5 separate regions of the Homo sapiens genome follow, and regions 2, 3, 4 and 5 are each linked to region 1. A link is a loop called in an ENCODE intact Hi-C map of the cell type or tissue named here. Cell type or tissue: OCI-LY7. All regions are shown on one strand. Region 1 has its middle 9.8 kb from the start of CITED2. Region 2 has its middle 72 kb from the start of TXLNB. Region 3 has its middle 61 kb from the start of TXLNB. Region 4 overlaps TXLNB (taxilin beta). Region 5 overlaps ECT2L (epithelial cell transforming 2 like).

Region 1 (5,000 bases):
TTAGTAGAGATGAGGTTTCACCGTGTTATCCAGGATGGTCTTGATTTCCTGACCTCGTGATCTGCCCGCCTCGGCCTCCCAAAGTGCTGGGATTACAGGGGTGAGCCACCGTGCCGGGCCTTTACAGAGTTTGAAACACCCTTGGCAGTGCTCTGGGGAAAAGTTGATCAGGATTAAAGGGATAGGGCATGCCATGGGGAAAAGCTGGAGACGGCTTTCCATTTTAATTAGTGTGGCCATCTAGGAAGCAAATTCTCACAAAGACCTAAGGGAGGTTTAGGAAGGAAAGCACATTTTAGGCAGGCGGCAAGTTTGTTGAATGTGGTAACTAAGTAGCTTGGCTGGTGGTGAAGAAGAGGGAAGGAATGGAAGAAAGTTCTAGATTTCTGGTTTCAGTGTCTGGATGAATAGCAGTTCCATTAACCAGGAATCAGAACACAGGAAGTGAATGAGAGAGGATTGAATAAAGTCTTGGACATATTCTACTTCAATGTGTATCAGACGTCAGTGTGTGTGTGTGTGTGTGTGTGTGTGTGTCTGTGTGTGCACGTGCGTGTGTTCATTCAGTAGTAAGCAGAGATTGGGGAGGTCTGGGCTGGACATCTGGGTTTTGAAATGCTCAATTTCTAGGTGGTATCAGAGCCCTTTAGAAATAGATGAAATTGACTAGTGAGGTGAGGTAAGAAGTCTGGCAAACACCAATATTTAAGGTAGGAGCAAAGGGCCTCGTATAAGATTTTGAATAGCACTGGCTTGAGAGGTAGGAGAGACAGGAAAAAGGAATGATTTCAGGGTCAGAAAAAGATAGAGAAAGGCTTAGGGACCTTCAAATATCTTTCTGAATGATGCACAAAATCCTACCATTCAAAATTTCTTCCTTTAGTTTTAAATGCTCTCTCTCTCAAATTTCTCTATTAAGATATAAACGTCCCAGCAGGGCAGAAAATTGAGCCACTGATACCTGAGCAAATGAAAGGCAGGAGAACACTTCAAAAAGGGAAGGGGTTAAAAAGGGGAAGAAAGTGGAGTTGCTCCCTACAGAATGGCAGAAAATTTTTGCAATCTACCCATCTGACAAAGGGCTAATATCCAGAATCTACAAAGAACTTAAACAAATTTACAAGAAAAAAACAACCCCATCAAAAAGTGGGCAAAGGATATGAACAGACACTCCTCAAAAGAAGACATTTATGTAACAGCCAACAGACACATGAGAAAAATGCTCATCATCACTGGCCATCAGAGAAATGCAAATCAAAACCACAATGAGATACCATCTCACACCAGTTAGAATGGCGATCATTAAAAACTTAGGAAACAACAGATGCTGGAGAGGATGTGGAGAAATAGAAACACTTTTACACTGTTTGTGGGAGTGTAAACTAGTTCAACCATTGTGGAAGACAGTGTGGAGATTCATCAAGGATCTAGAACTAGAAATACCATTTGACCCAGTGATCCCATTACTGGGTATATACCCAAAGGATTATAAATCATGCTACTATAAAGACACTTGTACATGTATGTTTATTGTGGCACTATTCACAAGAGCAAAGACTTGGAACCAACCCAAATGTCCATCAATGATGGACTGGATTAAGAAAATGTGGCACATATACACCATGGAATACTATGCAGCCATAAAAAAGGATGAGTTCATGTCCTTTGTAGGGACATGGATGCGGCTGGAAACCATCATTCTCAGCAAACTATCACAAGGACAGGAAACCAAACACCGCATGTTCTCACTCATAGGTGGGAACTGAACAATGAGATCACTTGAACACAGGGCGGGGAACAGCACACCCCGGGGCCTGTCGTGGGGTGGGGGGTAGGGGGAGGGATAGCATTAGGAGAAATACCTAATGTAAATGATGAGTTAATGGGTGCAGCAAACCAACATGGCAGATGTATACCTATGTAGCAAATCTGCACGTTGTGCACATGTACTCTAGAACTTAAAGTATAATTTAAAAAAAAGAAAAAAAAAGTGGAGTTGCTCAAAGACATCTTTTGTCAATTTCCTATTTTTATTAGACTGTAGCGAGCAATGGTGCTTGGGCAGAGTGTATTTGGGTGACCTTGACATATTTTTAATTTTGAGGGTTAAAATAGGTCACATAGGATATTTTTTGTTTCAGTAATACAAACAGGAAATGGTAAGTGGGGATGGGGGCAAATTCTTTAAGGAAATGACAGTCCAGCAGCTCAGGAGAAAAGCGCAAATTTGAATTTACAGACCTTTAGCTCCATCTAGTGGTTAAGTGATGAAAGGAACAAATATTTTGTAACATTATCATGGTTCTTTAGCTACATTACTTTTACATGTCAGTCTATAATTATTTCCTGGATAGTTATGTATTATGATACACTTTTGTTTAACAATTTTCAACTAATCTATTAGTTGATCATCTAGCTAAATAATTGATTTCCCAAACTGGTGGAATGTGGTGTTGTAAAGTTGGGGAGGGAGAAATAGATAAATGGATATAGACAAATGCCTCTTAACTACTTGAAAACTCTTACGTATCTGCTTATTATAGTGTTCAACACATGCTAGCTTCCTCTGACTTAGCATTGTATATAGGATTGCCTCTCTGAGAAAGTAAATAATACTAACAGTTATGCTAATGATGACGATAATAATTGTGGCCCAGGAAAAGATGTTTGAAAGGAAGAGAGTTCAAATAGTTATGGTTTGTTATTTATGAGGTTGGAAAAGTGAAATTAATCTGTAAGAATATAAAACAGAACCTGAAATAAAGAATTGATCGAATTATTTTCAGTAAGTTACACACCATACACACACACACATAATTTAAACAACTGCATCAGCAAATTTGCAATGTCATGTTCTGGAAATATTTCCTAGGGTGGCAAGCTTTTTTGGCATTTGCTTGCAGGCTGATAAATCTCAGTAGCCAAAATTTGTGCTCATTATGGCAATGAAAGGGAATATTTACAGAGACGATTCCAATCTTTGGAAAGTTGACACAACTGGGTCAGGTCTATGGCACACCCACAGACTCACGGTGAGCTTGGAAAAACAATGGTAAGAATGATGGAACAGGTTTTGAGGTGGTCTTATAATATTGTACTCCATGTTTTCAGAGGAGGAGAAATGATAGGAACGGGCTTATGTTTTCTTCATGAGAATTTGAATACAAGATGTATTAATTAAACATCTTCATTTTACTGATGGAGAAACTTGAGTCAACAATGATTAAATTACACAGCTATTTGGTTGCAGAGTTAAGACTAGACCTATGTTTTTTATTCCTGATCTACTATTCTTTTCAGTAACTATTAATAGAAGAGTTCTCCATTTCCATAGAAGACCAAAGTAAGAGAATGTGAGTTTACATTTGCATCAAGAAACTTTGGATAAATTGAGGAAGATTAGTTAAGTGTAAAGTAACTAAATATTGTATTTCCTTTATTCTAACATGTACTTAAAAAAAATCTTAACATTATGAAATCAGCCTGAATCTTATAATCAATATTAAAACATAATCGCTGGCAGGCAGTTGGGCGAGTTGTAAAGCGGTCATATTTATGTGCCAGAATTTAGTAACTAACATTCTCATTTAATAGAGTATAGAATTGGGAGGGTAAGGCATTGGCTTAATTTCTGAAAGAAACTGTTTATTTCCAGCAAGAAGGAATTCAGTTAAGGAAAAAAAAACTGAAACCGCAATTTAAATCACTGATATTCTTTCATTTGACTTGAAGTGCTAACGAGGTCAAAATATTAAGAAGGGGTAAGCAGCTCACCATGAGGCTACTCATGCACTTTCAGGGGTCACACTTAATTTGGAGGAATTTTTATACCAAATTTGAAAAAGCGTAGACCCGAATCTTGTGAATCCCAAAAGGAAACGGTGTGTGATTGTACGGATAAATACATGGTATAGTTGTGTTCATATATTTTAGAACTTGTGTTCATGTAATGTAATGGGTTTTTCTCTTAATCACTTATTGATCATTTTACAATCAGTGGCATTTAAGAATAGGTGTCATTTGGTTTATCACAGCAGCACTGCGTCTTAGAAAGAGCACTGACTCGGAAGCTAGGTCTGGAAACTACTCTGCTCCTCTATCCGCTACTGTGTTGTCCTTGAGCAGTTGACTTCCTCTCTAAATGTCAATTTCCTTATGTAAATTTGGAAGAATATCATGAATCTTGCAAGCATATTGTGAGCATTAAATGAGATTATGTATGTAAAGTGCCTACCACAATATCTGTCACATAGTAAGTGCTCAACCAAGGCAGCCACAGGAAACTTATGGTCAACAGAGAGATTTGTTAAGAGATGTTGATTGAAGGGTAAATTTCTTCGATTTGATCCCATGCAGTCTAAACAGTGTTTCTTACCATTTAAAAATCTATGCCCTATCAGTCAAGAAGATTTTGAGGCCAGGCGCAGTGGCTCACGCTGTAATCCCAGCACTTTGGGAGGCCGAGGTGAGTGGATCACGCGGTCAAGAGATTGCGATCATCCTGGCCAACAAATACAAAAAAACTAGTTGTGCATGGTGGTGCGTGCCTGTAGTCCCAGCTACTCAGGAGGCTGAGGCAGGAGAATCGCTTGAACCCAGTAGGTGGAGGTTGCAGTGAGCTGAGATTGCGCCACTGCACTCCAGCCTGGCAACAGAGCAAGACTCTGTCTCAAACAAAATAAATAAAAAAATAATAAGAGTTTGAAATGTCTTTCTACATTTTGTTTTACTAAAAGAATGTGTATTAAAACATCTGTCCAAATATAGTATGGAATATGTTTTTATAAGTTACTGTTTTCTCTCCCTTCTCCCCAGCCTGAGAGGTACCTCTACCCAGCTGAGAACTATTGATCCAAAAAATGGTGTCAGAAGGGGATCTTAGAAACATTTAGATATTTAAGTTCATATTAGGAACATAACAGTCAGTTCAATCATTTTTCACCTACTGGCCTCATCGTCCTTATGTTTGCTAAACACATAGGGTGAAGAGAGATGTATGA
Region 2 (5,000 bases), 140 kb before region 1:
GAAATATGACAACTGAATATTTATGAGTGAAAATAAGAGCTAATGTAAATATTTAATGCATAATATTTAAATTATTGCCCACTTCAAAACTAAAATCATAGTAAAATACCAGACACTTTAGCAGGATTAACGTCTGCTTCATCCTGCTTCACATATAATTTTCACAGTAGTAGTTTAAGAAATTTTAGCTTAGGCTGGGCGTGGCGGCTCACACCTGTAATCCTGGCACTTTGGGAGGCCAAGGAGGGCAGATCACGAGCTCAGAAGATCGAGACCATCCTGGCTAACGCGGTGAAACCCTGTTTCTACTAAAAAATACAAAAAATTAGCCGGGCACGGTGGCAGTTGCCTGTGATCCCAGCTACTCGGGTGGCTGAGGCAGGAGAATCGCTTGCACCTGGGAGGCGGAGGTGGCAGTAAGCCAAGATGATGCCACTGCACTCCAGCCTGGGCGACAGAGCAAGAGTCTCAAAAAAAAAAAAAAAAAAAAAAAGAAAAAGAAATTTTAGCTTAGTTTGTGAATATTGCAATCAGTCTTAAAGCTATGAACATTGTGTCCAACATGACACTGATTTGCCCATTTCCAATAATTTGTATTTACCTGGTCTCTCCTTTTAGAGGAGGAGTCACACCTGCATAACTCATTAGACTATGATTGGATGGCAGCTGTACACGGTGGCTGAAGCATTAGTGTCTTTCAGTATGGTAGGGTCCCCTTTAGGGTGTTCAGCTTCTGCTGCTCAGCAGCAAATGTGTGACCAATTCAGTATGTGTTGGGTTCTCGACTTAATAGGGTGCTTAATTACTAACTTACATAAGCAAGTACAAGTACGTTTGTATGTATGCACATATTTAAGTAAGGTTTTCTGATGTTATTAGACACCAAAAACATATAAAATATACTTTATTAATAATTGTCAGAAATGTGCTATTAACACACATAGATGAGTTTGTGAATACTGCAAAAAGATTTAGCACTTTGAGAGTTGTCCAGGTAAGATTTTCCAAGAGGAAGGCCAAGCAGATACTTAGGGCATCTGCAAAGCAGCAATTTTGTGAAGAAGATTCCAAATATAGGCCAGGCGTGGTGGCTCACACCTGTAATCCCAGCACTTTGGGAGGCCAAGGTGGGTGGATCATCTGAGGTCAGGAGTTCGAGACCAGCCTGACCAACAAGGTGAAACCCTGTCTCTACTAAATACAAAAAATTAGCCAGGCATGGTGGAGCATGCCTGTAATCCCAGCTACTTGGGAGGCCGAGGGAGGAGAATCGCTTGAACCTGGGAGGTGGAGGTTGCAGTAAGCTGAGATTGCACCATTGCACTTTAGCCTGGGTGGCAGAGCAAAACTCTGTCTAAAAAAAAAAGATTCCATAATATTATTTGTTAATTGATGATTTATAAAAACCCAAAAAACCATTGAAGAAGTCATCATGGCTTCTGGATCTCAGCTTGGCAACAGCAGCAATGGAACCCATGGGAAAATAGAAAGCTGGTTCCCCCAAATTCCATCCCTGGAGATATACTCTCTGTGGTGTAAATTGTGGCTGAGTTCTTTGAGTATATTTTGTCAATTGTGGAATACTGGTATAGGTTCGTTATCTTTCTATTGCTTGTCTAGTGTAGTTCATTCATACTTCTATCCCGGTGCCTCACCCACTGTCTAGCACAGGGTAAGTACTCACTAATTGTATTCAATGTTCAACTCCACAATTGCTGGCTTGCCCATTTCTCACTGAAGTGGGATACAGCCTGGATCCCAACTGCAATTTGGTTTCATTTGTTCAGAGAAAAATAAACTTCCTTGAGACTTTTTCAGCCTAACAGTGGTAAACAATCACTCAAGTTGGCAGAAGAGGAGGCCTACTTAATCACTGTACAAAGGTGGTTTTCAGTCCAGTTGCTGGGTATACAGTCCTGCCAGATTTAGTGACAAGCAGGCCTGAGCTGACCAAGTCACTGGCTACATCTCCAGCGGTTCAGTAGGTGGCACTGCTGTTCTCTCTGTGCAGAAGCTGGCAGCCGCACGGAGGCTGTATGTTTGGGCAAGCAGGAATGCAAATCATCAGCTCAAAGCAGCCTTTCTGGGCAAGCAGCAACACAAACCCATTATCAGTGCGGTGGCAGCTGCTGCTGTTTGTCCCTGCTTGCAGGCAGTTTCAGAGTGAGGGCCTTTGGAATGTGACCATGAGACTGGAGACGTCAGGAAGCGAAGCCACTGGGCTAAAATAAGCAGGTTAGGAGTCAGTTATCTGGTTCCCCACAGATGTGTCTGGGAGCAGCTGGGAGGCTGAGACGGCAGGCAGGCCTTTCCTTCTTATAACTCTGGGCTGGAAAATCTCATCAATATGGAAAACTCTCTAAAGACCCATCTTGAAACCAAGTCAGCAAAAATCTAGAGTATCTTGAACTGGTGGCAGAATTATATTTGTTATACCTATGAGCTGGCTTTTCCTGGTCAGTCTTGATTTCTAATGTTCTGTTTTCTTGCTGATATAAGAGTATTAGGCTTTGTCCAACTGCATTTTCACTTGCGGTTTAGAAAATATGGTCACCGTAATTACCCTTCATTTCCTGACAGCTGAATCTCAACTGATATTATGGACTGACTGTGTCCCCCTCAAATTCATATGTTGAAATCCTTACTCTCAAACTGATGGTATTAGGAAGTGGGGCCTTTGGGTGATAATTAGATCATGGGGGTGGACCCCTCATGAATGGGATTAGTGCCCTTATAGAAGAGACCTCAGAGAGATCTTTTGCCCCTTCTGCCATGTGAAGTCACCATGAGAAGATGGCTGTCTATGAAGAAGCAGATCTCCCACACACTGAATCTGCTGGTACCTTGATACTGGACTTCTCAGCCTCTAGTACTGCAAGAAATAAATTTCTGTTGTTTGTAAGCCACCCCGTCTATGGTATTTTGTTATAGAAGCCTGAACAGACTATTTAATTTCTATTTAATTCAAACTTCTCACACAAAGTGATGGGAAACCACAAGTCACTGGGATTTGTTTTTTGCTAGTACTTTAGTTTATGGGGTGAATATCTGCCATTTTAGTGAATCCTTGTATACCATCCAAAGGGAGGCAGGAGTGAGGTAGCCATGAGTCTCTCAAATTTAAGTGGATACAAAGTAGCTCCTCGGAGAGCTGGATCCATATGTGTGTCATCATATCTGCGTCTGACAAATGCCTGGCATATGTGCTGCCCCTTCCCCTCCTTCTAGGGTTGGCGTTATTAACTTATTGTGGCACACTTTCCTTCCAGACCAGTTTTGGTCTCAGACAGATTCTTTGGCACATAGGATAAAACTTACTTGCCCAGTTTCAACCGTGGTTGACCTTTAATATTTGCATTATATCAGATAATGATAAAGGTCAAAATCTTAGCTAAAATAACAAACCTGGTCCTCCATAGCTGGCTCTTAAATAAAACAGAAACTCAGAGGAGCCGAAATCATAGAGCCCAAATACTAGAGCTCAAAGGAAATACGATGCATCTTCAGAATCTCAAGATAATGAAATTGATGCTCAAGAGACAAGCTGGATGGGAATTCTGCTTCTTGTAAGGGTAGAATCAGTTGTTGCAGGGTAACCCTGCATCCAAGAACTAGGAGAACTTGATAAAACAGGTAGAATGTCTGTTGGAAGGCACTGGAGAGCTAGCTAGGCAACAAAAACTTGAAATGGTCAAGAAAAGCAAAAAGAGAAATGAAGTAACATTGGGACTGGTTTTCCCCTTGAACGCTCTTGCAAATATGCAACCTGTGACTGAGAGGATGAGACGCTAAGCAAAGCATCCCACAGTTTCATGGGGCATCAGAAACAAAAATTGGATTTTAGAGCTAGTTAATGGTTTAGGGCCCTGGCAAACACTCCATGCTTTTAGTTGGGACCCTCAAACAATTACACTGCAGAAAATAAAGTTCCCTAAAAAGTCTGAAGCCCAACTTCAAATCACCTCAGTTTATGATTGGGTAAGATAATTGGTTCCATCTTAACTGCCTGCTGGAAGCTAAAATAAGTACTCTCTTCAGGAAGATAACACTTTCCAGAGATTTAAATCATCTCCATTTTTCTTTCTTTCTTTTTTTTTCTCCAGAAACTGCCCTGCATTCGAACAAAAAATATCTGGTATATCTCTAGGCAAAATTGCTGAAAACCAAGGTAAAAAACACTTAAGATATCCAGATATTGCAATGATCGGACGTGGAGTTTAAGATAATGATGATTTGTACATTCAATAAATTAAATGATGAGATAGAGCATTGTACAAGAAAACTGGAAACTATAAAAAAATAAGATACAATGTCTAAAACTGGAAAATATTATAGCTGAAATTAAGAACTCAATGGATTGGTATAACAGTGGCTTAGATATAATTGAAGAGAGAATGATCATAAACTGGATGATGAATCAGAAGATAGGAGTAAAGGATTAGATGGCGTTAAAATGTTCTAAGGCTTTGCTTTGGCCAGGAAGTGGCAAAATAATATTTTTCATTAGACTTTAATAAGTCAGAGATGAATGTTGAAATGCCTATGGTATCCACTAAAAGCTTAAGGAAAGATTGAATAACTAAAAATAGCTAACAGAGAGGGGAATATAATAAAAATATATAATCCAAAGTCCAAAAAAATTTAAAAAGAAAGGAATAAAAATAAACATAAAACAGATGGCACAAGTATAAAATAAATAGCAAGGTGGTGAGTTTAATTTTATACATATGAATCAAAATCTCTAATTAGAAGACAAAAATTGTCAGACTAGATAAAGCAAACAACATAAAACAAGACTCTATATTGTACAGAAGTACATATTGCAAATTCAAATAATTTGGGAAAATTGAAAATAAAAGTGTGGAGAAAGATACAGCATGAAAATATTAACCACAAGAAAGCTCATGTTTATATCAGCTTATATCATGTTTATATCATGTTTATATAAGCTCATACTTATATCACACAAAGTGGATTTTAAGGCAATAAGCAATACTACA
Region 3 (5,000 bases), 130 kb before region 1:
TTCCTCTTGGTAGGCAGAATTACAGCAGAAAAAAACCCAATAGCTAGGTTAGACTGGACCCCACTTGGTACACGTGGGCGAGCACACTGGATCGGAGTGGCTTCAGTTCACACAAACCCCCAGATAACGTATGAATAAAATTAGTGTGAAAGTGCAACTTCATGACAAGCCAAATAGTCTCCTGCCCCACTTTCAACCCAGTTGCAGTCCATAAGCCCTCTTCTATGGCAGTTCTGGAGCTGCCACTGTCTTTGAACTAAATACTCTATCAAGTGTTACACTGTTTTAGGCCCGTCTCCTGAGGCCAGGACTGGGTGAGTGGGTAGGGCTCTGTGCTTGATGGCCCCATCCAGACTGCATGTATCCAGGACAAAGTATTTTTTCCAAGGAAGGGACATGGGCAGGAAAAAGCGATATGTCTGCTCTTTGCTAAATAATTTTTATTTTTGCACATTAGGGAAAGATAATCAATACTTCCAAATTGCCCTTTGAAAGAACTCCTACAAATGTACGAGAAAAGGACAGATGACCCAATACCATATTGACAGTTTCTGAGTATACCCATTTGCCCTCATCCTTTCTAATACTGGGTATTATCAGTATGAAAGTTCTGTCAGGCTAATGAGCAAAAGTGATTGTGTGTCATTTTAAAATTTTATTTATTTATTTTTGAGATGGAGTTTCTCTCTTGTTGCCCAGGCTGGAGACCAATGGCGTGGTCTTGGTTTACTGCAAACTCCACCTCCCGGGTTCAAGTGATCCTCCTGCTTCAGCCTCTCAAGTAACTAGAATTACACGTGCCTGCCACCACGCCCGGCTAATTTTTGTATTTTTAGTAGAGATGGGGCTTTACTATGTTGGCCAGGCTGGTCTCGAACTCCTGACCTTAGGTGATCTGCCCGCCTTGGCCTCCCAAAGTGCTGGGATTACATGTGTGAGCCACCATGCCTGGCCTGTTTATTTTTATTTACCTGATGTGTTTTAGTTATTTGTATTTCTTCTTCTACAAACTGCCCGTTCACATCCCATGCCAGGAGCTTAGAAATGAGGGTGGGACACACAGCGGGTGTGATCATCTCTGGCAGGGAGGAAAACTACCACTCACATTATTTGGGACTGCTGTGCATGGTGACAATAAAAAGCAGACTGGCTTGTGGTTGGTCTTATTACCATTAAATATTCTCTGATAGACAATGCACCTCCCACCCCATCTTCCATTGCCCTTGCCCACTTTCTTCTGAGTTGTCTTTTCTTATTACTTTGTACTATTTCTTTTTTTCCTGGACGTTAATGCTTCGTTGTATTTACTGTGACTATATTCTCCCAATCTATCCTTGGCTTTTATTTATGTTTACCTATTTTGCTCCCTTTAACTTTTGAAGATTATTAATTAACACGTGTGGCAGACAATTAGTTTGTTATAAAAAGCTCTCCTTCTCCTTCCTCTTGGTATTGCTTTAAATTACTCCCAGACTGAATTGAAGGACTTCAATATCGGTTTTCTAATAATGGGCAAGGGAGAAGCCAGATGGTCCACCTACAACTATATAGCTAGTCAGTGCTAAATATTTTGGGGAGATGAATTGTATCACAGCAAAAAATCTCTTGGCACAAAGAATGAGTTATGGGCATGGCTGATAGGCCAGTAGGATCTGCAATCAGTCCTGGTTTACTACCTTCTGACTCACTGATTAAAACATAAATGGATTGGACACTATTTCTCTTTGGCTTTTGGTTCAGGGAAACTATTCAGGGGCTTGATTTCAGCTGGATAATAGCAGAGAAAAAGGAGACTGGGACTCCGCCTCCAAGGACGTCACCCTAGTTAAAGATAGTAACCATCTGAAGAGCTCCTCTCCGCTTAGGCAGGCCAGAATCAATTTAGCCTGTTTGCTACCACTTCTTGTGCTCCATGCTCTGCAGCTGGTCTCTGTGAGGAATGGCATGGAGAATTTCTCAAGACATACTCCTTTTCTTGCCTGGGGATGGAGCTGTGAGTCCATGATGACTGTCACATTGGGCTGGTGGTGCATGCAATTATTTCATGAATAGCTGACACTATACTTGCAGCCTCACACACCTGCCTGTTTGTTCAGAAGCCAAAAAAAGTGAGCCTTGTGACATTGTAAGCAAAAGAGGATTAGTTGAGCAAACAAAAGTCTGCAGCAAGATGGGATCCTATGAAAAAGTAGCTAGCCACATGACTCAAATTACATCTGCAGTGTTTCAGCTTTTCAGTTCCCAGCCCCAACACATACACATTGTAAACTTGCATATAACCATCACCCTTACATAGGCTCCATTACTTTATTATGCATAAATAGAGTCACATGCAACTACAAGCATTCATATAGAACTACATACATACAATGCACTCCCAGAAAACTGCACATACCGGCACGTTTTACACACAAATATTCATACGTACCCTCACACACAAGTACACACTGACACATAAATACATGAACACACAAATAACCACACACACATTTCATAAAACCCCCATTCTCTAGCAAGAACCTACACTCTCTACTTGGAGATCTGGGTATCATTTCTAATAAACATGCTGTCAGAGTTTTCCTTCTTGTTTTTTAGTTGCTGAACATTTTGGGGTGAATGAGACAGCCCAGAGTCTCTTCCAGGCCCTTCCCACGGTGCTGAGTTCCTAGCACTGGAAGTGGAAGGAGTCATCAGGCCTGAGTCACACAACAAGGTGCTCTGATCTGGAGCAGACAGGGTCAAGGTGTGGGTGGTCGTGAAACACTTTGCTTAGACTTGTAACCACTGTCATTCCAGGGGCTAGCACAGAACCTCATGCAGAGAAGGCCCTCAATGTATGTTGAATAAATCCTTCATCTTTCCCTATTTAATTTTTAAACTTAAAAGAAATTATATGAGTAATTTCTTGTCTCCTTTTTCTTGCCTGACTTAACAGAAGTAACCCAAATGACGTGCAGGTCTCATAGAATAAAACTCTCCCTGGAGGTGGGGAAACTTCATAATCTCTTGAGATTTTAATTGGAGACACCAAAATCCTTACATATCTAGTAAGGAATCTCTAGTCTGAGGTTCTCATCTTATAGGTGAGTTAACTGAGGCCCAGAGATGTTAAGCAATTTCTCCAAAGTCACCCAGCTAGTTGGCAGCAGAGCAGGGACTAAGCATTCAATAGGCTGATTCCTGGATGAGTACTATCCTTGATTAAACTTGGATACTTTTATTCCAGGAATAACTTGTTGATAAGAATGTTAAGAAGACAAATGAACGTGAATTTCTTTACTCAGAGCATTACAATAGTCTGACTGTGAGGAATTATACTGGTTTGGGTAGAGCATTTACTATATTCTAATAAATCTGGCCTGTGGTATCACACTGTGTATTAATCTGTTCTCACACTGCTATAAAGAACTGCCCAAGACTAGGTAATTTATAAAGGAAAGAGGTTTAATGTACTCACAGTTCCACATGGCTGGGACTGGACATGGGGAAGCTTCAGGAAACTTACAATCATGGCAGAAGGGGAAGCAGGCACATCTTACATGGTGGCAGGCCAGAGAGAGCTTGTATGAAGGAGGAGCTGTCAAACACTTATAAACATCTCATAAGAACTCACTCACTATCATGAGAACAGCATGGGAAAAACTGCCCCCATGATTTAATCACATTCCACCGGGTCCCTCCCTCAACACTGGGGATTATGGGGATTACAATTCAAGATGAGATTTGGGTGGGGACACAGAGCCAAACCATATTATACTTGTAGTACTCTCATCTAATATATATTTAATCTCATGACTTCAGATATGATTAAAGTAGTCCTGTCGCACTAGTTCTATAAACTTGAACTCTGACTTTGAAATTTTCTTTGTATATGGGATTTCTGAATACTTTATGGCTTGTTACATCTTCCTAGTACATATATTAGAGCAATCTCAGGCTCTTGACAGTTTTTATCCGTGCTCTACTTAATAGGTATGAAACAGATAATGCTGGTTATCATTTCCCTAGAGCAACAAAACCACTAACTGTCTCATCAATTTTGAAATGCTCGAATTTGTTTTAGAACCCTGACCTTTAGCCAATGCTATGATTTATGGTATTATCATCTTTCCTGTCACTTCATAAACAGTTTGACTTTTTCTCTTGTTTTATTATTTACCACATTCGTATTTTTCCTGAGTTGGTCTCTTATTTATTTTTTGAGCTGTGTTGAGTTTAAATATCTTGCTCTACCCCATGTCCAGGAGGTTTATGTGGAAACCTGTATGTGTGTGTTGAAATCTTTAAGTACAATGTGTGGAAAAGCTTTGTAACAACATGTATGAATGCTGGGTATTTGTATTTACATAGTCATGTTTATTCTATAAATAATATAATATGCTTCCATGTTTTTATGATAAAGTGAAATATATAAAATTTTACTACACAATGTAAACACTCAAATCTGGTACCTATTAATAGCTATCATTCTCACCTGTACTACTGTGTCCTCCCTAAAAGCCAAACTAACATAATGTTAAACTTAAAAACACATTCAAATAATTTAAAATGCACTATTTTATATACTGGATGCTGACAGTGGTTAAATTAGAGTGATATAATTATGAGTAAGTTTTCTCTATTTTCTGAATGTTTATTATGTAATTTTATTATTTTTATAAGAGACTGCCTTTACTATATATAAATATATATTTTTATATAAATTTATATATATATAAATAAATATATATTTTTATATAAATTTATATATATATAAATAAATATAGATAGATAGATAGATATTTTTTTTGAGACAGTGTCTCACTGTCACCCAGGCTAGATACAGTGGCAGGAACATGGCTCATTGCTTCCTTGACCTCCTGGACTTGGTGAGTCTCATGAGATCTGATGGTTTTTTAAGTGTCTGGTGTTTCCTTTGGTTGCACTCACTCACTCTGTCCTGCCACCCTGTGAAGAAGGTACCTGCTTCTTCTTCACCTTCTGCCATGATTGTTAAGTTT
Region 4 (5,000 bases), 86 kb before region 1:
TAGCTGTGGGTCTCATAATCTGCAGGGTTAGCGCACAGACCTCAGATGTTGCTGTTTACAATTCATTCTCGGATTGGCAGGTGTTTGTTGTTCCTTGAAGCTAGAGGCACTGGGCTCACTAATCGTTCTGAGAAAAGAAGCTAATCCAAGATCTTACCAATTCAGCATACTTCTTGAATAAAAAATCAAACTTTTCTTCCGGTGTTTGCAACTTGTTCAGATTTTGCATTAGCAGGTTGGCTTCTTTGCCTTAAAAAAAAAAGACATGAAAAAAATAAGTGTTGAATTTACAGTCAGGTGATAAGGGCTGGAGTCTCAGATTGACCACTTGCTAATTATTCCCAACCTTGGCTAAGCCATTCATCTTATCAGATGTAATTTTCTTTCCTATAGAAATGATGACACCTACCTTACAGAGTGAACATTAGTTGGGAAGTTTGTGAATGTGTGGTACGGTGTGAGGTTCATGGCAGACTCTCAATAAATGTTTGCTATAACAGAAGTCTCCCAGTTTTCATCACAAGAATCCGTTCTTATTTCTCCTCCCTGTATTCTTCAGAATCAAAAGATTTTATACATCAAAAATACTTTCTGAAAGAATACGTCACCCGTTTTCCCACTTGAATTAACAAAAAGGAAGCAAAACAGCCAATCAAAATTTCCGACTAGTATGAAACAGCAACACGGAGTTGCTGGGATTCCAGCCAGAAGCAGAGAAGCTTGATGAAGTAGCCTGCCCGTTTTTTCCCCTGTGTTTTTTGTTCTTTTGGTACTTCTTTTCCCTCTTTTAGGGGGAACCAAGTTTCTCTTTTTTGTACATAAACCCATTCCCTGGCGTTGGAGTGGGAATAACTCTGATCCTGTTTCCTACCAAATAGAATAAAATCATTATAGAAGGAAAACCAAGTAAAGACATGGAGAGCCTTTCCACAAGCCTTTTTCTGTCTCTGTGATAATGGACACAGCCTTCTCTGGCCTTCCTTTCCCCCACCTAGGCCTTAATATCCGTTGGCAGTTTCATTTTGTTTCCAGTTGGAGTTTATGCTACACTAAAAAAAAATTAACCCTGTTAAATAATCATGAAAGGGTGGGGCATTTTTCCCATCCCTACCTATCTATGAAAACCACTCTGTTTAATCAGAATAGGGTGGTCAAGCCACACAACAAAGCCCACACTTCCTGACATAAATCTGCTTAAGAAAATTGACAACCTTTCCCCCAAGAACAGACATTTCCCCTTGGCTAGAGTACTTGCTTTCATCTTGGAGAGGCATATATGTCATGAAATTAGGATTGCCAGATGAAATATAGGACATGGGGCATATTTGTACTAAAAAATGATTCGTTGTTTACCTGAAATTCTAATTTTTCTGGACATCCTGTATTTTCCTTTGCTAAACCTGGCAACTTTACATGGAATCAAGGAATTTTAGGTCTAGAAGGAATTTCAAAGAGCATCCAGACTAACCGGTTAATTTTATGCATTTTAGTATTTAAGGCCCAGAAAAGTCCAAAGTTACATGATTAGTGCTGGCAGAGAGAAGGCTTGAATCCAAGGCTAGCCTACTTGTTCTAAGTCACTCCACTCTCATGTGGAATTCTGATGCTAGAGAGACCTAGAGAAATAGAAGGCAACTTTTTTTTTAAATGACCTCATTCCCAACAGTTAGTTTTGTCTATCTTTGCCTAGTGAGTCAGTTCAGATTAGCCTAAAACAGGGGAAGGTGGGTGTGAGTAGGGTCCCTCCCAGCTCTCCAATTATGGCCTGTGGCATTTGCAGCTGATAATCACTGACGCCTCGCCCCTGCCAGGCATGTGCTTTGGGTTATCCCTCTACTGACAGGGATGGATTTGCATTGGTCAGGCCATCCCTTCACCTTTGTCTTCAGTCCAGGGAAGGTGCCCACATGAAGACTACAATCTCAAGTTAGAGTGTCATCTATTAAAGTCAAGAGACTACTCTTGATCATTCTTGGCCCAGGATGCAACACAGTGTTTGGCCCATGGCAAGTGCTCAGTAAATGATGATAATAATAGAATAAAACAAAGCTGGCCAGGCACGGTGGCTCACGCCTGTAATCCCAACACTTTGGGAGGCTAAGGCGGGCGGATCACGAGGTCAGGAGATCAAGACCATCCTGGCCAACATGGTGAAACCCCATCTCTACTAAAATACAAAAACTTAGCTAGGCTTGGTGGTACATGCCTGTAGTCCCAGCTACTCGGGAGGCTGAGGCAGGGGAATCACTTGAACCCAGGAGGCAGAGATTGCAGTGAGCTGAGATTGCACCACTGCACTCCACTGCAAAAAACAAACGAACAAATAAAAAAATCAAAGCCAACTAGCTCAAACTCGTATCATGTGAATCAAATAAACACTGTCATGAAAACAATTTTTTGTGACCAACTAGAGGAAAAACAGGTCTTACTCTCACCTGTGATGTTTTATGTATCCTGGAATACCTCTCAGTGTGTGTACCGACATGTGAAACCATTACCTGTCTTGTTTGGGAGAGATAGAAATGAGTGAGTCCAAAGGTTCTTGCTTTCTTCCCACATTAAGTATCTTCTCCCCTTTGGTTTTATTTTCTGTGACTGTGAGAAGAGGTTTCTTTTTGGTTTTGTTTGTTTTGTTTTTTACTCTTCACACTCACTGAGGTCTCTTTCTGCTCTACTGTGTTATTTTGTATAGAAGGTTAACATCCAGGTGCATCAATATGCCTTCAAAAATTATTCTTCCCTTCAACAAAAAATCCAGGAAACAGAATTTCTATTTGTAAGTCTCACAGGAAAAGCACTAAAACTGGAGATTAATTAAAAAAAATCCAGGAAACTGGAGATGGGCATGTGCAGAATTCATAAATTTACAACATCACTGACCTCAGTTTTTAAACTTCCATTGGTGTTGTGGGACTAGGGTGCTATGTGAAGTAATCATGGAGGAGGGGAGTAGACAGAGACTTGCTCATCATCTACAAAAGGCTATCATTACATCTCCATGGAAATAGGGTCATTTGGTGACAGTGTCAAACAAAAGAGGAAAAACTGACTTTATTCAGGGACGCTTTATCAGGAAGGAATCACCTGCCTTCTCCCTAATGTGTTCTTCCAAAGCAAGCTTCATTTCTTCCTCATGAAAGCTAGGAAGGCATGTGGGCATGTAGCCACCACACTGCGAAATGCTCAGCGTGGTAGGAAGTCTACATGAAAGTGGAACCACCTGTGTAGCAGACACAGCGCTGTTGCATAAGGCTGTGGTCACTGGCACAGTTTTATTGGAAGGTGGAGAAATTATTTTTACATCAAAGAAACAAAAAAACTGGCCGAGCGTGGTGGCTCATGCTTGCCGAGGCGGGCAGATCACGAGGTCAGGAGATCGAGACCATCCTGGCCAACGTGGTGAAACCCTGCCTCTTCTAAAAATACAAAAATTAGCTGGTGTCGTGGCACATGCCTGTAATCCCAGCTACTCTGGAGGCTGAGGCAGGAGAATCGCTTGAACCAGGGAGGCAGAAATTGCAGTGAGCCGAGACTGTACCACTGCACTCCGGCCTGGCAACAGAGCAAGACTCTCTCTCTAAAAAAAAAAAAAAAAAAAAAAAAGAAAGAAAGAAAGAAACAAAAAACCTGAAATTAAAGGCAACTAAGCCAGCTGCAGAAATGTGGACCAGGATTTTTCTGAAACTTTTAGCATAGTAATGATTGTTTATACTAAGTTTGGTGACAACTTATGCAGATTTAATGTGTTCAAATCACCAGAGGTCGGGAGAACCAGCCTGGCCAATACATAGTAAAACCGCGTCTCTACTAAAAAATACAAAAATTAGCTGGGCGTGGTGGCGCACGCCTGTAGTCCCAGCTACTTGGGAAACTGAGCAGGAGACTCGCTTGAACCTGAGAGGCAGAGGTTGCAGTGAGCTGAGATTGGCCACTCCACTCCAGCCTGGGGGACAGAGCGAGACTCCATCTCTCAAAAACAAAAGTATGCCTTTTCTCTTCCAAAATTTTTTTTTTAGAACTTTGGGGTTAAATTTCATTATAAATACGTACTTGTGTACCTCTCTAACCACCTTCCTGATTTCCATGAATTGTGGCAGAAACTTAAAGCCAGAAAAGACTGTGAATGTCCCTCTTTCAAATGTTAGACCTAGATTTATATTTCACTGTTAGTTTTGTTTTTCTTCTAATAGGATATGATTTCTAAAAATAAGCATGAGATAAATAATTCCTGAGCATCTATAGATATCTTTTAAGGGAAGTAAAATTCATGTATGCAGGGGATAGGAAGGAAAGTATTATTAAATTCACACTGGATTAAGGATAGGAGACCTGGGTTCCAGAACCAACTCTGCCATCAACTAGTTGAGTGATTTATTTATTTATTTTTTTATTTTTTTATTTTTATTATTTTGTGTGTGTGTGGACTCTCAAACTCTCTGGCTTTAATTTCCCTGTCTATAAAATTAGTGGGTTGACTAAATGGATTCTGAGTTCAACCTTTAAGATTTGGTCATTTCACAACTAAAATAGCTTTCACCATTTTTAGCTTGATTTAGATAACAATGAAAACAAAAGCAACATTGTTTGGATGGCATATTTGTTATCTTAGACTATTATGGTCCACTTTTTTAATTTACAAAGGTTCTCTTACTCCTCACTGTCACCACTCATTGTCAGGGTTTTCATTTGCTTGTTTCGTTTGGTTTTAAGGCCTGTATCAGCTTCGAAAATACCACCTAGCCTGTGTTTTCTTGTCAGATTTTGTTCCCTTTGGCTGACATTTTCTATCTCTTATCTTTCAGTGGCCTTGTCATATTTGTAGGGGAACTTTGGCCTCTCACTCAGTAGGAGAGTGGATCTGGAGTTCTTTTTTTTTTTTTTTTTTTTTTTTTTTGAGACGGAGTCTCGCTCTGTCGCCCAGGCTGGAGTGCAGTGGCGCGATCTCGGCTCACTGCAAGCTCCGCCTCCCGGGTTCACGCCATTCTCCTGCCTCAGCCTCC
Region 5 (5,000 bases), 550 kb before region 1:
TCAGTTTAAACAAAAATAAACTTAGCTTTGTCCCAAAGACAGTCTCTTCTCACCCCAGTTCTCATCTCCTACCTTAAGGGAGGCTCCAGATGGCCTCCCCTTCCACTCAGTACCTCCAGGAACAAAATAGAGACCTCTAGGACACACAGTTGCTGTAGATAGGGAAGGAGGTGAGAAGGTGATTTTGGTGGTGGGGGCTGGGAGTATTCATGCTTGTGTTCCTCTGTATTTGTAATCCTCTCTTCCCTCCTGTGCCAACTGGATGGTTCCATGTGGCCTGGGGATGCCTCTCCTATTTTAAGGTAATTCAGGAAGTCGTCATTTAATGGCCTATGGTGGCTCTGGCAATAGAGAAGGCAAACTGGGTGCTCTTGTGAGTTCAGCCTCATTCACCAGAGAAGGAGACTAGACCAGGCTGGGACTAAAGCCTGACCTATGATAATAACAGTGAGTTTGTTATCTCTATCTGAGCAAAGCTGGACCGAAACGCAGGTTTGGGGGACTCTGGTCCTTAATGTATGTCTTCCCTAGAGACATGTCTCTGTTGGCTATTTAGCGATACTTACTTTCATCTTGGTGGGTGCTATAAAGATCCAGGGTTGTGAGTTAGTGAAGTTATACCTACCTCAAATGGTTCTGTTTTCACAATTAAATGAGTGTAGCCCGTATATGTTTTCAAAATGAAATGTGTGGACTCTGTTTCCCTAGGCCACATTAGCCTAGGTAGAAACAAGATCCAGGAATCATTACCTCTTTGTTTTCCAGAGGCCCTTCTTGGGCCCCTCTATAATTACATCACTGCCAGTCTTTCCCATCAACCCACCCAACAAGCCTGGGCCTGTCAGTATCCCTGGGTAAAAAGTTTAACCTGAAAGGAGAGACCTTTCTCTCTATATGTGAAAGCGCTCTGTGAACTGTAATGCACTCTGCAAATATTAGCTGTGAGGTTGCTGGTAGATTGTCTAAAGATTGCTTAGCAATTAAAAACAATGAACTGTACAGCAAATGTCACTTCCTCCCCTCCCCCTTATAGCTCTTTCAGGAAAGAGTGGCTCTTATAAGTCATTGGTTTGACCTCTGGACTAACAAGCAACGTCAAGAATTCTTATTCGCAATTTTTTTAAGATGCACTAAATCACAATTAAGGTAAATGTAGCCTAATGATGTAATTAACATTGATTCTTAAAGAAAACCGTATATAAATGTTTATATAACCTTTAAGAGATTTTTTGTTCCTAGGGAGAAAAAAAAACAAGGTAATTGATATTTTAAGGTTTATAAACAGACTTTTCCAGTGCCTGCTTTTGCCTTGAGGCTGAAGTGAAGCCGTGGGGAGGATTTAATGCTTTCATACTATGGTGGGACTGTTTCATGTTGGCAAAAACACAATGGCTTCAGTCAGTGAATTTTTAACATTCTCTTAGCATATTAAATTTTCCTTGGAACCATCAGACAGACAATATATTGCAAATGGATGTCTGGGACATAGGTAGGCATAATCATTAAATGAATGGATGGATCTACAAAATATATGACAAGTGACAGTGGTTGAAACATTTAGGAATATGGGCAAGACTTATACAGCCCTAGTCAAGGATTACGAAGAGGGTTCTCTTTCTCTTTCTTCCCCTTCCCTCATGTTATGTCTGTAATTTACTTTAAAACACTCAGCACAGATGGTGTGACATCTGTGAGTTGAAGTTATGCCCAGGGTCAGCTCCTGTTCTGGTCAGGAATGAATACCCTAGGGGTCATTAGCCAGCTCTAGATTGGAAGGTCACAATACCTGAGTTATTAGATACTTTACTAATTAGCATAGCAAATATCAGACATTATTCTCAAAACAACCCGTGGCTTGTTAACCAGCCAGATGAATGTTAGAAACGGATTCTCTTTCGTGAAATTCAAGATATGTGTGGACTGACCGAAATATTCTAGAGAGCCCTCCAGCTTGCCTGGGTGTGGTTGAAGAATCCAGCCAGGCTGGTAGCAGGTACGTGGCAGGATGGTTTTCCAGCCCTCAATGCCAGATAAAAAGCCTTATGTTAGTCTGGAGGATTTCTGGTAGCCCGAGGCCAACAATGAGGGTAAAAATAATAGAATACTATTTCTGAAACATTGTCCTTTTGAATGAATCTTTTGCCCAGAGGAGAAAGAGCTGGGACTTCATCAGTCCTACAGAGGAGACTGTGTGAAGTTGTTTGGGCTTATTTACTAATGTTTGTTTAGAAAAACTCTAGGTATGGCATCATTTGATGTTAGGTACTTTCACTAGAACTTGGTGGTGAGGTTGCAGGAGAGGGTAACCTTCGGATGTCTTAGATACCCAGCAAAAATATCTGAGAGTGGTGCATGATCAAATTGGCATATTTTAGGTGGAGTACTTGCTTCCTGTTCTTTCTTACATGTTTTCCTGCCAGTCTCTTTTGATCAGCCATTTTTTCTCTCCTCCTCACCTGTCAGCTACTCCTGCATCTGTGGGTGCAAAGCAGATTGTTAACGGACTCTCCCCATGGAGTCACTGGAAGGAGACAGGCATCTTCCTGGCTCTGTTGAAAGAGGCTGCAAAGACAGGGCACAGATAAACAGGCCCTTCAGTCAATGTTGAAAAATCAGGGGGAAGACATTTTATGATAGTCATTGGCTATGTTTCTTTTTACTCCAACTTTGCAGCTTTCAAGATAAGAAAATAACAGACCAGACCTCACATTTATAACCACTTTGTGCATCATGTTCTAGGCTCACGTATCATAAACCAGGCAATTTTAGTTGTGACCACTGGAGGTCATTAGAGATCTTATGGTATATTTTGAAGCAGCTTAACTCAGGCCTGACTTTTTGTCACTGGAAATTGCATCCTTTGTCCGGTAACTGAATTCTTTTTTCTGTGAGACAAGAATATAAAACTAACCTGTTCAGTGAAAGTACTTTTTTTTTTTGTTTGTTTGTTTGTTTTTGGATAGCAGCAGCATTTCTTCAGAGAGCAGACTGTATTTCATAGTTTCATGAATGTTAGTATAAATTTCCTTTAAACATTTTTTTTTTGAGATGGAGTCTTGCTCTGTCGCCCAGGCTGGAGTGCAGTGGCGCGATCTCAGCTCACTGCAAGCTCTGCCCCCGGGGTTCATGCCATTCTCCTGCCTCAGCCTCCTGAGTAGCTGGGACTACAGGCGCCCACCACCACGCCCAGCTACTTTTTTTGTATTTTTAGTAGAGATGGGGTTTCACCGTGTTAGCCAGGATGGTCTCGATCTCCTGATCTCATGATCTGCCTGCCTCGGCCTCCCAAAGTGCTGGGATTACAGGCATGAGCCGCCGCGCCCGGCCTAAACATCTTTATTGAGATATAATTCACATACAATAAAAATCACCCATTTACGGGTACAATTCAGTGGTTCCGGTACATTCACAGAGTTGTGTGATCATCATCACATGTTAAGTTTAGACCATTTCATCATCCCACAAAGAACCCCCCTACCCATTAACAGTAACTTCTCATCTCCATCCCTCTAGATCTGGGCAAACACAAATCTGCTTTCTGTCTCTATAAATTTGCCTATTCTGGACTTTTCGTATAAATGGAATTAGACAGTATGTGGTCTTTTGTGACTGGCTTCTTTCACATATTATAACGTTCTCAAGGTTCATCCATTTTGTTACACATGTCAGTACTTCTTTCCTTTATTGCCAAATATTATCCCATTGTATGGATGTGCCATATTTTATTTATCCACTCCTCAGTTGATTATTGTAAATAATTATTATAAATAGTGCTGCTATGAACATCTGTGTCCAAGTTTTGCATAGAGATGTTTTATTTCTCTTAGCTATACATATAGGAGTGGAATTGCTGGGTCCAATGGTAGTGCAATCAATTTTTAATTATTAAGCATTTCTTTTGGATCATTTATTCCTGTAGTCTTGCTTACCCAATAACTGTAAATAAATTAATAAATGAAAGAAATTAGTATTATTTGAATACTTGAAATGTTTATATGTAAGCTAGGCTATATTTGTGCAATACCTTTCTTTCAAGGTAGAGAGGCCATTGTTTTAGATGGTTTTATAATTTCCAAATAATTTTGTTTTAATTCAGTCAGTTATAAACAGGGTATTGCAATATTGGTGGAAACTGTCAACACAATTTTCTTTTAAAAAATTATTCATAATCTCTATGAGATATATTCAAATATCTTAGAGTTTTCTTTCCTGGCCTAATAAGTATTCCCTAGTAAGTTTTAAGATGATTTCCTAAGTGGAATTTTATGATATTTAAGACATTTTTTAAAGGTTTAGCTTCTTAAACCATCCCTCTGGCAAACTAAAATGTCCCTTCTCCTGGGAAGACTTCTCTGCTGGTCTTTCATGCCTAGCAACTTTATACCTCAATTGTGGCTTTTCTTGGTATGTTATGGCCCCGTGTCGTCCACATGACTAATGGTTTCCAGTGATGTCTTTCCCCTACCACTTGACTAGGTTGACCTTTCCTGTGACTCCTTAAAGGAAACTGGGCTGCTTGTGTCTGTTACACTCAGAGAAACCCGTGAGGAGTTTGAATCAGTCCCCTTGCCACACTGGTGGAACCGGTTTTGAATTGCCTCTGCTTAGTGCCTGGTAATTCCTCAAACAAAGGCCTTTGGTTCCAGAGCCAGAGCTGCTCAAACTTGCAGCTTTCCTGGATGGGTGGGGCAGCATTCATGCAACTGCATTCCCTAGAGGGGGAATGCATTGACCCAGGTGTGTATGTGCGTGTGCGTGTGAGATCATAAACAGCCCATGAAGGATTCACTCTCGTCACTTGTCTCCATCAGAGCAGACTTGAAATGGGGTTGGAGGGCAGAAAAATATCCACCAAGGTGTATTAAGAGAGAACAGCCCCCTCTCCCACTTCATTACCCCCTCTTCCATTCTTCCCACGCAGCCTGTGAGGGCTCACTTGAGGACGTCTGTCTCAGCTGTGATCTGTGAGGCAATCTGGTGTGCAGTTTTTCAGAGACAAC

What was found. Hi-C counts contacts between places; a loop is a spot of excess contacts. Peaks named below come from ENCODE experiments on the same cell type or tissue, not always from the same donor. Only the 100,000 strongest peaks of a DNase experiment are listed, where the experiment ranks them.
Region 2: it touches region 1 in a loop (10-fold over the local background); 90 of 110 quality-filtered maps call a loop at or near these places.
Region 3: it touches region 1 in a loop (6-fold over the local background); 29 of 110 quality-filtered maps call a loop at or near these places.
Region 4: it touches region 1 in a loop (3-fold over the local background); 3 of 110 quality-filtered maps call a loop at or near these places.
Region 5: it touches region 1 in a loop (7-fold over the local background); 92 of 110 quality-filtered maps call a loop at or near these places.

The regions. Positions count from the first base shown.
Region 1 is chr6:139,362,336-139,367,335 of GRCh38, forward strand. No RefSeq gene overlaps it. Among named protein-coding and RNA genes, the nearest start is that of CITED2, 9.8 kb to the right of the region's middle. In OCI-LY7, CTCF peaks have their summits at 2,247 (motif pointing left) and 2,456; a DNase peak (open chromatin) is centred at 2,216; H3K27ac peaks cover 1,622 bases.
Region 2 is chr6:139,217,395-139,222,394 of GRCh38, forward strand. It overlaps a transcript of TXLNB not described here. Among named protein-coding and RNA genes, the nearest start is that of TXLNB, 72 kb to the right of the region's middle. In OCI-LY7, CTCF peaks have their summits at 1,958 (motif pointing right) and 2,167; DNase peaks (open chromatin) are centred at 2,027 and 2,527; H3K4me3 peaks cover 805 bases; H3K27ac peaks cover 1,119 bases.
Region 3 is chr6:139,228,669-139,233,668 of GRCh38, forward strand. It overlaps a transcript of TXLNB not described here. Among named protein-coding and RNA genes, the nearest start is that of TXLNB, 61 kb to the right of the region's middle. In OCI-LY7, a CTCF peak has its summit at 1,992; a DNase peak (open chromatin) is centred at 2,023; H3K27ac peaks cover 1,414 bases.
Region 4 is chr6:139,276,673-139,281,672 of GRCh38, forward strand. TXLNB (taxilin beta) reads right to left here. Exons shown (of 10, transcript NM_153235.4): 3 at 158-249. The region is part of intron 2 of LOC102723690 (a long non-coding RNA gene); the gene reads left to right. Among named protein-coding and RNA genes, the nearest start is that of TXLNB, 13 kb to the right of the region's middle. In OCI-LY7, a CTCF peak has its summit at 3,117; DNase peaks (open chromatin) are centred at 59, 669 and 3,249; H3K4me3 peaks cover 3,839 bases; H3K27ac peaks cover 4,907 bases.
Region 5 is chr6:138,813,458-138,818,457 of GRCh38, forward strand. ECT2L (epithelial cell transforming 2 like) reads left to right here. Exons shown (of 22, transcript NM_001077706.3): 4 at 1,034-1,146. Among named protein-coding and RNA genes, the nearest start is that of ECT2L, 20 kb to the left of the region's middle. In OCI-LY7, CTCF peaks have their summits at 2,772 (motif pointing right) and 2,973; a DNase peak (open chromatin) is centred at 2,794; H3K27ac peaks cover 38 bases.